Regions from separate parts of the Homo sapiens genome. Here region 2 is linked to region 1. A link is an interaction called in ENCODE POLR2A ChIA-PET data of the cell type or tissue named here. Cell type or tissue: PC-9. All regions are shown on one strand. Region 1 overlaps NCKAP1 (NCK associated protein 1). Region 2 overlaps PDE1A (phosphodiesterase 1A).

Region 1 (8,000 bases):
CAATAAAGAAAATGTGGTACATATATATCATGAACTACTACACAGTCATAAATAAGAATGAGATCATGTCCTTTGCAGCAACATGGATAGAGCTGGAGACCATTATCCTAAGGGAATTAACACAGAAAGAGAAAACCAAACACCTCACATTTTCACTTAAAAATGGGAGCTAAACATCAAGTACACATAGATAGTGCAGTGGCTCACGCCTGTAATCTCAGCATTTTGGGAGGCTGAGGTGGGTGGATCACGAGGTCAGGAGATCGAGACCATCCTGGCTAACACGGTGAAACCCCGTCTCTACTAAAAAATACAAAAAATTAGCCAGGCGTGGCGGTCGGCGCCTGTAGTCCCAACTACTCAGGAGGCTGAGCCAGGAGAATGGCGTGAACCTGGGAGGCAGAGCTTGCAGTGAGCCGAGATCACGCCACTGCACTCCTAGCCTGGGCGACAGAGCGAGACTCTGTTTACAAAAAAAAAAGGAGCGACACACACCAGGGCCTACTTGAAGGTAGAGGGTGGGAGGAGGTTAAGGGTCAAAACACTACCTATTGGGTACTTATGCTTACTACCTAGGTGACAAAATAATCTGTGTGCCAAACCCATGACATGTCATTCGCCCATATAACAAACCTGCACATGCACCCCTGAACGTAAAATAGAAGTTGGAAAGAAAAAAAAAATGCTCAAACAAGTATGTAAACTATGTAGAAGTGCTGATTAAATGTAGAGAATTTTAAATGTCTAAAACTGCTCCTTTCAGAAATCCACTCAAGTCAGAGGTAAAAAAATAAAGGCATAAACCTACCAAAAAAAAAAAAAAGGAAACAGCAGAAAAAACAAGATCAAAGGAGAAAAGTCAACAAATTCCTGGAAGATGGAAACTAGAGCAAAGAATAAGGAGAGGTGAGAAATTTGATTAGCAAGTTCTTATAATGGAGATAAAATGCAGAAGCAAGTTAAATCACACCTCAAGAGGGAGGAAAGGAGGAAGGGATCAGAAATTGAAGGCAATGGCACAGAAAGGAAGGCTTGAGGCTGAAAACAAGACAATAATTTAATCATGGCAGCCTGCCAGATATATAAAACCTCCTACCTCCACCCTGCACTAATCTCCAAAAGACTTCCACTCTCCAGCTGAAGGTCATGTGCTTGATGAATTATTTGCAGGAATCATCTGAAGCCTAGGATGAGGATATCTTTCTCCAGAGAAGATCTGTGTTAGCTTCTGCTAAGTACATTGGGGCACTACCAACCTAGGACCACATTAATCCAGGTCCAAGGATTGAGATGCCTTAGATAAAGCATATAACATAAACAGGGCTGCAAATCCTGGGGAGGGGTGACTCATTTCCAGTTCACCCCTACCCCGAAGTTAGACAGTGTCTATGTAAAGAGGGCTGGGGAGAAATTATGCAGACTTCCTTCCCATGCCCTACTTTGAGAAGGCTTTACTCTAGGTTTTTGACTACTGACACCCTTGTTCCACAAGGCCACCAGAATTCAGCTTAGTTTTACAAATGTTACTTCTGCTTCAGTACACATGCCTGGGTGAAAAGTGGCTTCCAAAGCTGGGCTTATGTCTCTGATTTCCCAGGTTCTCCTTGGCGTCAGCCTAGAAATACTTCACTATCTTTTTAGTTCTTCTTTAAAGAAGATTATTTTATAGAGATATATATATATCTCCAGCTTTTTAAGTTGTTCTTTGGAAATAAGGAGGTCTGAATTACCTACCAATACTGGAAGCAAAAATCTGTAAGTTCTTTTGTTCCTATAATTTCAAAAATTAGGTTATTCTAAGGAAATTTTATAGGACGCTAAAAAAATTAGAATCATCACTGACAGAATAACTTTTAGAGATTTATTTCAATGAGACAGACTAGTATACAACACACTGAATTTATCTATATGAAACATCATTATGATCTGTAGGATTTCTTATGTAATAAAATATAAGAATACGTATGAAGTATGCCTCAGTACACAGAGGCTGAGAAAACAAAGTCACAAATAAACACCTTCTCAAGTTCTTAATAATACACAAGTAGTTGAATACTAAACAATCTGGATTATTAGGAGAGAACTCAAACAAAATCACTATAAAACATTATACAATTCCAGAAAATGGAATCCTTACAATTAACCTTGTTTTGAAGAACTAAATGATGAAGGCACAATATTAAAAATATAAATATTTCATAGGAAGCCTTCTGAAAAACATAATCCTTAAATAAGTCAGGATTTAGTATTTGAGAAGCAAAAAAGTAAAAACAAATACCAAAAAATATTACTACAATATTAAATCATTAATAAAATATGGAAGTTATTATGAAGGTAAAATGAAAAGTCAAGTAAGAAAAGAATCACATAGGAGATTACTAGAAAGCTAACATCAAAAGTTTTCAAGAAAAAATGTTTTAACATCCTTAACCATCTTGGTTAAGGATATTTAAAAAGTCAACATTGTTTACAGTCGTTCCGCATTCCCCTAACTTTAAATTTTAATATCTGAGCGAGAATACAGCCACTCCAAAATATAAGAGAGAAATGTTAAAACATAAGCACCTTCCATTTCTTCTCAAGAATGAGAATATATTTGATAACATTCATACTTACAGACAAGGCTAAAATAGTTAAGTTTATAAAATAATTGTTAAAAGACTAGGATAAAATCTGTACTCAAAAAAAGACCCTAGAATAATGGACAATACCTAACAAGATAAACTCTACTAAGAAAAACTACAAAGCATACACTCAGGTCTAAAAATTTCACAAAATATAAGATGTGGAAAGCCATGGTTTAAGGTTAGCATAAGTGAAAAAAAGAGACAATTCATCTGATTGCAAGTTGATTGTGAAAACAGTATGGCATAGCTACCAAATGTGTTCATGCTATCTTAAACTGTGTCAGTAAGTACAGTATCCAGAATAGATAAATGTACTCTCACTCATCACACCTTATCTGAAACTCATTCTTGGTTCAGGGCACTATTCTCTAAGAGTGACAACAAAAAAAACAGAGTTTGTACAGAGGAAGGAGTGAGAAAGATGGCAAAGAGACTGAATATGAATATATTCCACACGAGGAAGAGAAAGATGATACATGAAGGGAAGCAGTTTTTAAATACGTGAAGAGTGATCTCGTCAAAGGCAATCCCTGCCTCTTGATGTAAGAATAAGGACCAATAAAAAATTACTACTTAGATACTAAATCAACATAAACTAGAGATGTACAGTAATTGATAAGATGGCCTCATTTTCAAAAAGACTAGCTAATACATCTAGAAAAATGCAACATGTGCTCCTTCATCAGATAGGAGTAGGTTAGATGACTACTGAGATCCCTCTCAGCTCTACAGGCAGTGTAGCATGGTACTAGCATAATCTGTGGTGCTAGACAGACTGAGTTCAAATTTCAGTTTCACCACTGACTAAAATGTGAGCGTGCGTAAGTTATTTAATCCTTCTTGGCCTCACTTTCCTAATTTGTAAAATAAGGAAAACACCTCTTTTAAAGATGTAAAGGAGTTAATAAGATAAGTGAAGATCTTAGAAAAGTCCTTGAATAAAACAGAGTTAAGAAAGCTGGGGCCAGGCACAGTGGCTCGTGCCTGTAATCCCAGCACTTTAAGAGGCTGAGGTGGGTGGACCATTTGAGCCCAGGAGTTAGAGACCAGCTTGGGCAATATGGCGAAACCCTGTCTCTACAAAAAATTAGCCGTACTTGCTGGCACATGCCTGTAGTCCCAGCTACTCAGGAGGCTGAGGTGACAGAATCGCCTGAGCCCAGGGGGGCCAAGCTGGCAGTGAGTCATGATCACACCACTGCACTCCAGCCTGGGTGACACAGCAAGACTCTGTCTCCAACAAATAAACAAACAAAGCTAGCTATTTTTATTTTTGCATCCAACAAATATTTACTAAGTGCCTAATATGTGTTAGGTCTGCAGCAAGGTTTTAACAGAGTTTAGAACTGCATTTATACTCTAGTGAGAGTGACATGAACAAATACACTGCATGAGAGGTCACAATTAAGATACACATACAGCTGAATGAAGAGAATAAAAAGTGATGTTTGCTATTTTAGAAAGCTTGGTCAGGAAGGACATTCTGATACGGTGACATATGAAAAATACATGAATGTCACGAACAGGCAAGTTATGACCATGTCTTAGTGAAGGGTAGTTTGAAATGACACAACAGCAATCAGGCCAGCCATGCTAGAAAAGTGAAGGAGGAAGGAAAAGCAGAAGGCCAGATCCTTGCAGTATTAAGGAACTGTTCATATAAATGAATTCAGAGAGACTCAAAATAGGCTAATTTTTATTACCATACCATGATACTGTATCCATCAAATTAAATAACAAAAAAGCAAAAAATAATACAGATAATTCTAGAAGTGCCTAGTTTATTCAGTCTGAAATAAAAAATAGCTGGCTAAAGTAAAATTTCAGAGCCATAATTCTTCTATTATCTCATACTGAAGGAACACAAGAAAAAAAATTGGAGATGAGAAATTTCTTATTTGAGAACAGTAGGATAGAAAAAAATTATGTATTTACAGCAGAATTAGTCTAATAAATAAGAATGATACTGCTTGTAAAGAACCAAGACCAGCATTTCAATGTTTGTATATTTACAACCATATAAAGTTTATAAACTTTATATTTTAAGCCATCTAAAAGTTGACTTTTATACAATAATTGCAGAAAACTTTAAAAATAACAATGAGAGGATAATGATACAATGAATACTAAAATAACAGACATTATGCTGAGTACCTAAAAGCTTGACATGCATGATCTCATAAAATTCTCTCAAAGTACAAGCTTAAACATTTGTCCGAAATCAAAGCTTGTAAGTGACAGGTCTGAAATTCAGGAAAGTCTAACTTGAAAGCTTGAGTTTTTTCTTTTTTTTGAGACAGAGTCTCACTCTGTCATGCAGGCTTGAGTGCAGTGGTGTGATCTCAGCTTACTGCAACCTCCGCCTCCCGGGTTCAAGTGATTCTCCTGCCTCAGCCTCCCTAGTAGCTGGGATTACAAGTGCCCACCACCACACCCAGCTAATTTTTGTATTTTCAGTAGAGGGGGGATTTCACCATGTTGGCCAGGCTGGTCTTGAACTCCTAACTTCAGGCAATCCCCCACCTCGGCCTCCCAAAGTGCTGGATTACAGGCATGAGCCACCACGCCTGGCTGAAAGCTTGAGTTCTTAACCAATGGGTAATATTGCCTCTCCTTAAATCTTTGATTATACTAAGCTTTTAGTCACACTGACTCTTGCTATTTATTCACTCAGCAAAATACTATTAAGTTTGTGGAAATTAACTTGTTCTATATATTTGCTCAATTTTCAGTAAATCAGATTAACCACATTTAGAACTCTATGTGCTACATCTGAACTGTAAGCTACTTACCACTACCGTCTATCATTTTCTTAAGAAACTAAAAATTGGCCAGGCACGGTGGCTCATGCCTGTAATCCCAGCACTTTGGGAGGCCGAGGTGGGTGGATCTCTTGAGGTCAGGAGTTCGAGACCAGCCTGGCCAACACGGTGAAACACCGTCTCTACTAAAAATACAAAAATAAGCCAGGCTTGGTGGTGCGTGCCTGTAGTCCCAGCTACTTCGGAGGTGGAAGTTGCAGTGAGTTGAGATTGTGCCACTGTACTGCAGCCTGGGCAACACAGTGAGACTCCATCTCAAAAAAAAAAAAAAAACAAACAAACAAAAACTAAAATATCAAGACTCAAGTAACCACCAAAAAGCTTTTACGAAGAAAATGTTTATTTTAAAACATGATTTCTCTATTCTGCTTGTAAGTTCAAAAGTTTTGGTGGCCCAAGTTCAAATTCTTTCAAAAACTACATAGTTATTATATATACAGATTCGTTTAATATAAATCACCGTAGCTGTAGGATATTTCTAAAAGGCTAATAAAAAGGTATTTAAAATGTTGTTGCTTCAGTTCCTTTACATCTTTACTGAAACATTAAGCATTCTGAAGGCATTTTTCATTCAACTTAGAGGGCATAAGATAATTTAAAAGATTACCTAAGAAAAAGCAATAAGCCCAGTAATTTTTGTATTATAATCTATGGAAAGCAAATACATTCAAACCGCAAGTGTGAACAAATTGTTAACTTTGGCTGGAATTTTGAAGCTGGTATTTCAAAGAAAACATCATGATTCAATACTATGAAGGCCTGACCACAAGCCAAAGACTCTGAGGTTCTGTCCCCTTTACCAAGTCAATTCACCTATTTTCGCTTTCCATTTTCTCACCTACAAAATAGAGAAAACTAAACTAAGATGCCATAAAAAGGCCTTGCTAGCTATTTAATTTTCATTTTCATATTAGTACTTTCATGTTGGATTAAAATAATTAACATTGTAGGCTTGTTGCTCATATCCCTGAAATGTTTTTCAGGAATTAATGTTTAAAAGCTAAAATTAATAAAGACTATATTACCTTAAGTTCAGCAACTTGTGATGAAATATGCCACATAAGGCTTTCACTTAGAAACTTCATACCATATGGGCCTAGTAGTTCTGATAATGACCTCATTTCTGAAAGAAAACATACTTAATTTTATACTTCCGACAGAGCAAATACTTTAAGAAAATGAACATTAACACAATACAACATCTCATTATAAAAACTAATGTAAAATCCTGATAAAAGTCTCTAGAGTGAAAGAGAGAATACAAAATGCAAAAGTAATTCTAAGATACAATATGCAGTTACGCATATAATTGAATGAAATAGTCACAACAGAATCAAAAGTCTAAAGAATCAAGACACTAGCAAAAGAATTAAGTGTTCTTCATTCTCTAAACTGTGGTATAGTACTATTCACCTGATATGTCAGAATATTCCTCTGCATTGAATGTTAATTCATTTTCTGTAGGTAAGTTCACAAACGCTTTCATTGCAGGAAAATATGCTATATGGCCATTGCTGACTTGTCGTAACAAAGTTTCCAAATACCTAAGGAGAAACGTAAACTTATAACCGGAAGAAACTGCTTAATTCAGAATGTATCATGATATACATTCCTGCATATAATTTTAAGTTGACTGATAATATGAATAAGTACTTATTCACAAAAAAATTAATTTTCCTAAGTACTTCATTACAAATTTTCCGCTACTACAAATTTCTAAATGCATTCCTTACCAATTTGTGTATAGACTTGTAATGGTTGGCTCTCCATGACTGTCTAAATGTTGTGTTTGTTGAAGAAGCACATTATTAAATACTCTTGTAATATCAATCTGCACATAGTTTTCTATTGACTGGAGTACGGTCATGTATGCTCTTACACTTGTTAGAAGTTCTGAAGGTTTTGCAATTTCCTGTGTGGCTTGATTATACATAGTCATCCCAACAATTGACCTGGGAAGAAGGGATAGAAGAATAAGAAAAGCCTCTGACTTTTCCATTCATGTAAAATAAACCACTCAACCTACTGTTATCTAATATTAAACAAGCAATAAAATTAACTTTAAAAATAATTTATTACAAAGCTGTAAAATTACTGTCATTATCTTCCCAGGAAACAGCGTAAAAAAAGAATGAAGGCCGGGCATGGTGGTTCACGCCTATTGTAATCCCAGCATTTTGGGAGGACGAGGCGGGCAGATGACTTGAAGTCAGGAGTTCGAGACCATCCTGGCCAACATGGTGAATCCTTGTCTCCACTAAAAATACAAAAATTAGCTGGGCCTGGCACATGCCTGTAATCCTGGCTACTTGGGAGGTTGAGACAGGAGAATCGCTTGAACCCAGCAGGCAGAGGTTGCAGTGAGCTGAGATTGCACCACTGCACTCCAGCCTGGGCAACAGAGTGAGACTGTCTTAAAAAAAAAAGAAAAAAGAAAACTTAAAAACTACAACGAAATGTGAATAAAATGATTAAAAACATTCTAAGTATACCAGTAACAAAAGTGATTTAAGTATAAAGAGGGTTTTACAAATTGCTTTAACATGGTAAG
Region 2 (8,000 bases), 760 kb before region 1:
CCCCTAATTCCTCTGGATAATAATAACACTATTTCCATTTGAAATTGTGATTTATACTCAGCTTAAAGGACAGATGGAAGGGAATTATTAATGCCACTAGTCTTAGAGTCAGAAGATACAGTCAGCTGAATCGCTGCTGTCTAGGGGTTATTGCTGTTACTTCAGACACAGCACAGCCTTTGCTGAAATGAATTCTCCTTATCTGTTACCTAATTTTGTGATCTTGATTTACTTGTTTTAGGGATAAAATATAATAGATGTAATAGTATCTATCCTGAAGTTATCTAAGATTATTTATATGAAGCATAAAGACAGTGCCTGACACTTAGTAGTCATTAAGTTTAGCTAATAAGAAACATAATTTAGGTCAGGCACGGTGGCTCACACATGTAATCCCAGCACTTTGGGAAGCTGAGGCAGATGGATCACGAAGTCAGGAGATTGAGACCATCCTGGCCAACATGGTGAAACACCGTCTCTACTATAAATACAAAAATTACCTAGGTGTGGTGGCATGTGCCTGCAGTCCCAGCTACTCAGGAGGCTGAGGCAGGGGAATCACTTGAACCCAAGAGGTAGAGGTTGCAGTGAGCCGAGATTGCACCACTGCACTCCAGCCTGGGTGACAGAGCAAGACTCCATCCCCCCAAAAAAAAGAAAAAAAAATCCATAATTTAGAATAGCAACAACATGAATGCAATATGTACAAATTAAAGGTATTTATGATGTCTAATGCATACATTGAATAGTTTTAAAACACAGGAAATTGAAGTAGTGCTTAATTTAGCATGTAATAGAGAGGGATCATCTTTTTCTCCCTCTTTTTTCCTAGCAAGGAATTGACAAGAAAGGATTTCCACTTTTGAAAGATTAGTTTGTCTGCAGTATGAGAGATGACTTGGGGTGAGTTGAGGATGACTCCTTGGCTTCCAGTGCGAATGGAAAGGAGGAGTCTGTTGATGCCACTAATGGAAACCAGATGATCTGGGTGGGGGAAAGATTTGAATACTATTATTGATTTGGTTTCTAACATGTTGAGGATAAGGTGCAAGAATAATGTCATCAATCATTTATGTTAAAATATAAATACTAATATTACTATTGATGAAATAAAATAGAAATAAAGCTACCGATAGGCTTTTGGGAACCTGATATTAGAGATGCTTATTTAACATATGCTGATACAACTGCGTTTTATTCTTTTGTGTATTTGTTAGGTTGGTGCAAAAGTAATTGTGGTTTTTGCAATTAAAATTGTCAGTAGTCTTAGAATCAGAAGATACAGTCAGCTGTATCTTTTGCAATTAAAATTGCAAAAACCACAATTATTTTTGCACCACCCTAAATATTATAAGATTGTATCTATTAAATGCTGCTAAGCTATATTTAACTTTTTTTTTTTTTTTGTCAAGATGCTGCTATCTGGTATTTAAGGACACAAATGTAATAGATGTATTTTTATACTCTGTGGTACAAGCTCTTTGGCCCCAAAATGATAACTTTGGCCTGAGAAAGGCATTATGATGATTTACTTTCTTTTTTTTTTTATTTTTTTATTTTTTTTGAGACAGTTTCGCTCTTGTTGCCCAGGCTGGAGTGCAATGGCGCAATCTTGGTTCACTGTAACCTCTGCCTCCCAGGTTCAAGCAATTCTCCTGCCTTAGCCTCCCAAGTAGCTGGGATTTCAGGCGCCTGCCACCATGCTGAGCTAATTTTTTATATTTTTAGTAGAGATGGGGTTTCACCATGTTGGCCAAGGTGGTCTCGAACTCCTGACCTCAGGTAGTCCCTCTGCCTCAGCCTCCCAGAGTGCTAGGATTACTGGCGTGAGCCACTGTGCCCAGCCACTTTCTTGAGCTAAATTTTATAGAATGTTGAATGGCAACATATTTCCTATAGGGCTTAGGCATTTGACAGATATATGCAGGGATGACCTTCCTACAGATGGAGCAAGAGATTTTATATTCTATTTGCTTCCTGTACCTCACAATTAATTTAGAATATTAAATTTTCACTGTCAAAGCACATTGAATGCTAAAGTACATTAATTATTTAATTTATTTATAAATATTTCAAAGTATTATTTACTCTTTAGGGTGAATAAAGGCCATGAGTGCAAGATTAGTAGGGGGCCCTGTAGGTAAACTATGAAGGAACTAGAACTTTGTATAAAGAGAATGTTAGAATCTCTGAGTATAGATTTGGCCACCTTTATAATTTCCTCATTCTGTCCCAGGATAAGGAATATTTATTTTCCATCAAGGTAAAAGCAGAGGTCATCGCAATAAGCATTGTGAAAGAAGAATTTATATTTTTCTTAGAGGTTTCGCTGTCATTTGAGGATGCTGCCTTCAGGGGGCCAAAATACACTTTTAAAAATGAGGAGTAAGTAGAAAAACTAGTCCCATAGAAATGGAAACTCAAGGCAGCCTGAGGTTCTCAGGCCCCACAGCTTATACCTGTCTTTACAATTCCCTGGAGATCCTTCAGGTTTCTTCTCTGAAAGTCTGTAAGAGAACTAGTAATTGTTTTTAAATGCCTTCCTACCATTGTAAAGTGCTCTGACAGCCATTAATAAGGTATGAAATCCATTGACCTAACAGCACCTTTTTGTTGTTGTTGTTTGTTTTTTGCATTTCTCTGAAACCAAAAAAATTTCTATAGTTTTGCTTTGTTTTTGTTTTTCTTTTTTTCTTGAGAGGAGTCTCACTCTGTCGCCCAGGCTGGAGTGCAGTAGCATGGTATCGGCTCACTGCAACCTCCGCCTCCTGGGTTCAAGCGATTCTCCTGCCTCAGCCTCCCGAGTAGATGGGACTACAGGCACCTGCCACCATGCCCAGCTAATTTTTGTATTTTTAGTAGAGACAGGGTTTCACCATATTGGCCAGGTTGGTCTCGAACTCCTGACCTTGTGATCCGTCTGCTCCAGCCTCCCAAAGTGTTGGTATTACAGGCGTGAGCCACCGCGCCTGGCCAGTTTTGTTTTGTTTTGTTTTAATGAAGAAGATAAGACAGGGTAAAGTATAGAAATCTTGAGAAAACTCTTCATTGAAACTTCAATTTTGGAGAAAGAAGCAACGTCGATAACAAATATGCAGGAATCCCCTGACCACAGGGACAGGGGCTTAGGAGACACTCCTCCTAAGGACAGCCTTTGGAGACATTCTAAGGCTGAGGGTGAAATCTGAGAGACCACTGGTTCTATAGAGAATTTGATTGGGAGAGGAGAGGAGCATGCACTAATCTAGCCTTATTTGGAAAATTTAAGGAATTTAGGCCCTCTAATGACCCTTCTTTACTTCTACAAATGGGCCCTTCTAAATTCGAAGAACGCCACGAAAAACATTTAAGCATTTAATAATTACAGCAACTAATACATTCACTTTCAGTAAAATATTGGTCTGATATAACTATATTTCTGTGAATGTTATAAATATTTTATGGAATATTAGAACCCCTGGTGTAATCGGTGTTTATAGTACTTTTATGGCTCTTGAAACTAAAAGCTTTACTTTTTTACATTTAAAGTTATCTTGGCTCATAGCTACAGTTCTTTTCATTTCTGCAATTTTAGGGGTTATGTTTATGATTTTTTTGAAAAGCCAGATCCTTGGCTGAGAATGGACTAAGTACATTTGTATTACTATGGACAATGAAATTTATTTTGAAATAACACACTTTATACTACTTCTAGCAACATTTAAAAATAGAGAGGCCTGACTGTATACAATTCAAGGTAAAGTAAACATTTTGACCTTTCCTTCCAAATAACTTGCATTTCTAATTATTTTTTTCTTCTTGGCTAACAAGGTAATAATGATTAATAAATGCAGATTTTGTTCAAATATAGATTTTTTTCATGTGTCACAAAACAGCTAGTTGAAGAAGGGAAAAATCCACGTAGTTATTGTTATTTAGTTTAAAATACAAACACATTTTGATGGAAGTAACTATTTTTGTAAAAAAATTAACTGCATTGACTTCTTATCTTGCCAACCTGACATGTGTGTTCAAGAGGAGAATAAAAAGCAAAAACCTGTCTTCTTTTACCAATGATTACTTTTTTGGCTGATATTGATCTCTCTCTCCTATCAGTCATAGTTAAAATAAAGCAGCATCCTCCAAATCTACCCATTACTGTCAGTAGGTGTGTTGATCTGCATGAAAACTCGAGGAGACATTAATTGTATTAATAAATATCACAGGCTTGTTGCGAAAATGCCTTGGAAATGAGAACTCGCTCTACTGCCTTTTACCATTAGCAGCTTATTCAAGAGTCAGAAATCAGCGTTTCTCAAGACTGCAAATTCTGGATACAATTCTGATCTCTGGCTAGTTTCTCACGGCTTTAGAGGGTGAAACTAAAGTAGTAGCACTAAAGAATGGGATAACGTTGATGGGATTTTTAAGAATAATACAAATAGCTTGTCTTCCAGAAATATACAGCATTTAAAAAATTCTTAGTGTCTGAGTCCATTTGTTAAATAAAATGAGTTCGGTAGACAAACTAATAAGAAAATGATTTAGAAGTTAACACATCACAAAATTTCTCTGCATTTTTCTGAAATATTCACACACACACACACACACACACACACACACACACACGAACCTTTCTTGAAAGGTTGCTCTTGAAAAATTCTAAAAATCAGCTCTTTCCTTTGCTACTTTTCTGATTTTTTGAATTTCTATCCAGGCTCTAATTTTGTTCAAAACCAATAGAAGGAATTGCAAGTCTAGCATTACATTCTGCAGATCAAAAAGGAAAATACTTCTCTTAATTGGTTACTTTTTAAACTTGATGATTGTGTTGGAAATGTGCTTTTAAATTGTGCCCAGATCTTTAGAAATTCAGCGTTAAGTAACTATCAAACAACAAAATACTTCATAAGCAATGGTGTAGTATACTGATACTTTGCCTCGGAAAGTATAAAGCTTAAAATAGACTAGCAGGATAACAAATACCACCAATTCCTCACATTTGAAGCCCTCTTACTTTTGTTCTATCACTTTGCTCCTCACAATCATCCTGGGAAGTAGGCAGGATGGGAAAAGGTAAGAAGGTGTATAGAGACAGGAAGGGGAAGACTCATGTCTCCCACTCCTGGAAGAATGAGAAGCTAGGGCCTACCCTTGAGTTTTCTGAAGTCAAGTCCAATTATCTCTCTAATTTGCATTATTAGGCTTCTTATGTTTGACCAATGTACATAAAATACAGTCTTTAACAAGAAACACAAGATGTTTACATTTAAACTGTAGCTGAGCACCATGATGAGCTCTGGACAGACCTCTTTTGATTTACCTCAAAATCTCTAGCACAGCCAGTGGAATTTAAGACACAGTATTTAGCTTCTTAGTACCTTCCAAAGGAATGAAGACATATATTTGCAAATTGCTTTGTAAAAGTGCTGTTTTCACTGTCCGAGATGAAAAACCCAGTCACCTTGGCTAAATGCAGAGCAGAATGGTATCAGTACTGTGGGTCTGACAAAGTGACAGTTTTACAGATGGCTATGTGAGGATGAACAAAAATAAAACATACAAGAACCACTGCAGTCCTGCTAATTTCTAGGACATATGCATAGATACATAGACACAGTTCAATATCTTATGTCAAATCAGAGAAATGCATACAGCAAGGAGTTTCAGGTTCATTGCTTATTTACCTCCAAAGGTGTACATTATGCAGTATGACTAAGAATAAGTGAGAGTAATATGGGATTTATTTAGTTAGTTCAATGCAAGAAAACATTTTACCTGTTGGAATTAATATCATATTTCAGTTTAAGTTTCACAAAGAAAAACTTGTTTTGCTTGAAAGACATATTTGTTGGCAGTATAAACTTAATTATTTTGACCTTTAGCTCCACATTTTTCTGTTTTGCTGCATATGTTTCTGAAGGGGATTTGAAAATCGTTTACTTTTAAAAATCCAGAAATTGGTGAACTTTCAACAGATCTGAACTCAATTTCATTGAATTTACTAATCTCATGATCCTGTCAGGTATTCTTTGTCTGTTTTGAAATCAGTAAAACAAAAGGATAATACAAATCGTGATATTATTTGGAGATCTAATGGTAATCTTCAGGAGTCTCTGGGATTTTAGTTTTGTTTTTTCCCACAGTAATTTTTTTAGGGTCTTCTTTAAGTCAGAGATGAGCTACCTTCATTATGATATACTCTTTTTAAAAAAAATTAAAGGGAAATTTATGGGCAAATCTGAAGGGTATAAACAGGAACACTTGTATAATACTTGATTAAGATATAGAGCATTTCCATTACCCCCAGAAAGTTGCCTTAACCTCGTCCAAGGAATCCTAACCCATATAGGCACCTACTGTTCTGATTTCTATCACCATATATTAATTTTGCCAATTTTTGAACTTCATATAAATTGGTTTATAGTATTATTTTGAGATTTATTGTCATTTGTATCATTAGTCTATTTTTCATTGTTGCTGGATATTCCATTGTATGACTGTACCATGATTTATTTTTTATCCATTTCTATTTTTGATGAATATTTGGACTGTTTCTAGCATTGAGTTTTTTTAAGTAGTAGTATAATGACTACTCCTATATAAGACATTTGGTGGGCATAAATACTCATTTATCTAGGGGTAAAAGTGCTGGGTCCTAAGGGATATTAACTATCCCTTCATATTAACTTCAGTAGATGATATCCAGTAGTTTTCCAGAGTGATTGTAATAATTTATCCTCCCACCTGTGATGTATGTATGATACCTCCAGTTGTTCCTCATTTTTGGTAACACCTTATATTTTCAATTATTTTAATTTTAGTCATTCTCATGGGGCTATATGATATTTCATTATGGTTTAATTTATAATTCTTTGATAAGTAAAGAAAATGAACATACTTGTATGTAAGTATTACCTACTTGTACATTTCCTTTTATAAAATATCCATTCAAATTGGCCTGATTTTCTTTTTACTATTGATTTGTTGGAGTTCTATATGCAATTGGACACAAGTCCTTGGACAGATATTTGTAGTACAAATATTTTCTCTCAGTCTATGGTTTGCATTTTCTTAGTAGTGCCTTTGGAAGATCAGAAGTTTTGAGTTTTGCTTTTTTCCACTTCATTTTTTTTTTCTTTTATGGGTAATGCTTTATGTGTCTTCTCTAAGAAATATTTACCTACCCCCGAGATTAGAGAGATCTTCTCTTGCGTTTTCCTCTAAGATCTTTATAGTTTTAGGTTTTGTCTTAAACTCCTTAATTTTGAATTAGTTTTTGTGTTAAGGTGTAGGTAGGGGACAAGTTTCCTTTTCTTCCCATACATTCACTAATTGCTGTTCCATTTCCTTTTGTGGAAAGACTTTCCTTTCCCCATGTAGTTGTTTTGGTGCCTTTGTAAAGATCACATGACATTATATATATGAGCCTGTTTCTGAAATCACTCCTCTATTTTAATGATCTATTTGCCTAGCCCTATGCCCTATGCCAATAACACAGTGCCTTGATCACTGTAGCTTTATACTAACTCACATAAGGAGGAAGTGTAAGTCCTCCAACTTCTTTAATCTTTTTCAAAATTGTTTTAGCTGCCTTAGACTCTTATATTTCTATACAGATTTTAGAATCAGCCTTTCAACTTCTACAAATAAGCCTGTTACAATTTCTGATAAAGATTATGCTAAATTTATTAAAAATTTGTAAGAATTGACATCTTAGAAATATTGAGTCTTTCAGTCATTAACATATCTCTCCATTTATATAGGTCTTAAAATTTCTCTCAAAAATGTTTTGTGGTTTGCAGTGTGGAGGTTTCATATACATTTAATTAAAGGTTTCCCCCAAAATTTTATTATTTTATGCTGTTATAAAGCATACTGTTTTCAATTTTTATTTTCAAATTGTTTGCAGCTTGCATACAGAAACACAATTGATTCTACAACTAATAAACTCATTTATTAATTCTAGTAAGTAGCCTTTTGTAGATCTCTTGAGGTTTTCTATGCAGATGCTCATGTTT

The links. Peaks named below come from ENCODE experiments on the same cell type or tissue, not always from the same donor. Only the 100,000 strongest peaks of a DNase experiment are listed, where the experiment ranks them.
Region 2: POLR2A ChIA-PET joins it to region 1 with 10 read pairs; 2 of 35 experiments call an interaction of 5 or more read pairs at or near these places.

What each region holds. Positions count from the first base shown.
Region 1 is chr2:182,945,931-182,953,930 of GRCh38, forward strand. NCKAP1 (NCK associated protein 1) reads right to left here. Exons shown (of 31, transcript NM_013436.5): 21 at 7,183-7,401; 22 at 6,863-6,993; 23 at 6,475-6,572. Among named protein-coding and RNA genes, the nearest start is that of FRZB, 83 kb to the left of the region's middle. RefSeq lists an enhancer at 3,673-4,172. In PC-9, no CTCF peak of the experiment used is centred here; a DNase peak (open chromatin) is centred at 3,791; H3K27ac peaks cover 2,528 bases.
Region 2 is chr2:182,190,311-182,198,310 of GRCh38, forward strand. The region is part of intron 10 of PDE1A (phosphodiesterase 1A); the gene reads right to left. Among named protein-coding and RNA genes, the nearest start is that of PPP1R1C, 210 kb to the left of the region's middle. In PC-9, no CTCF peak of the experiment used is centred here; no DNase peak of the experiment used is centred here.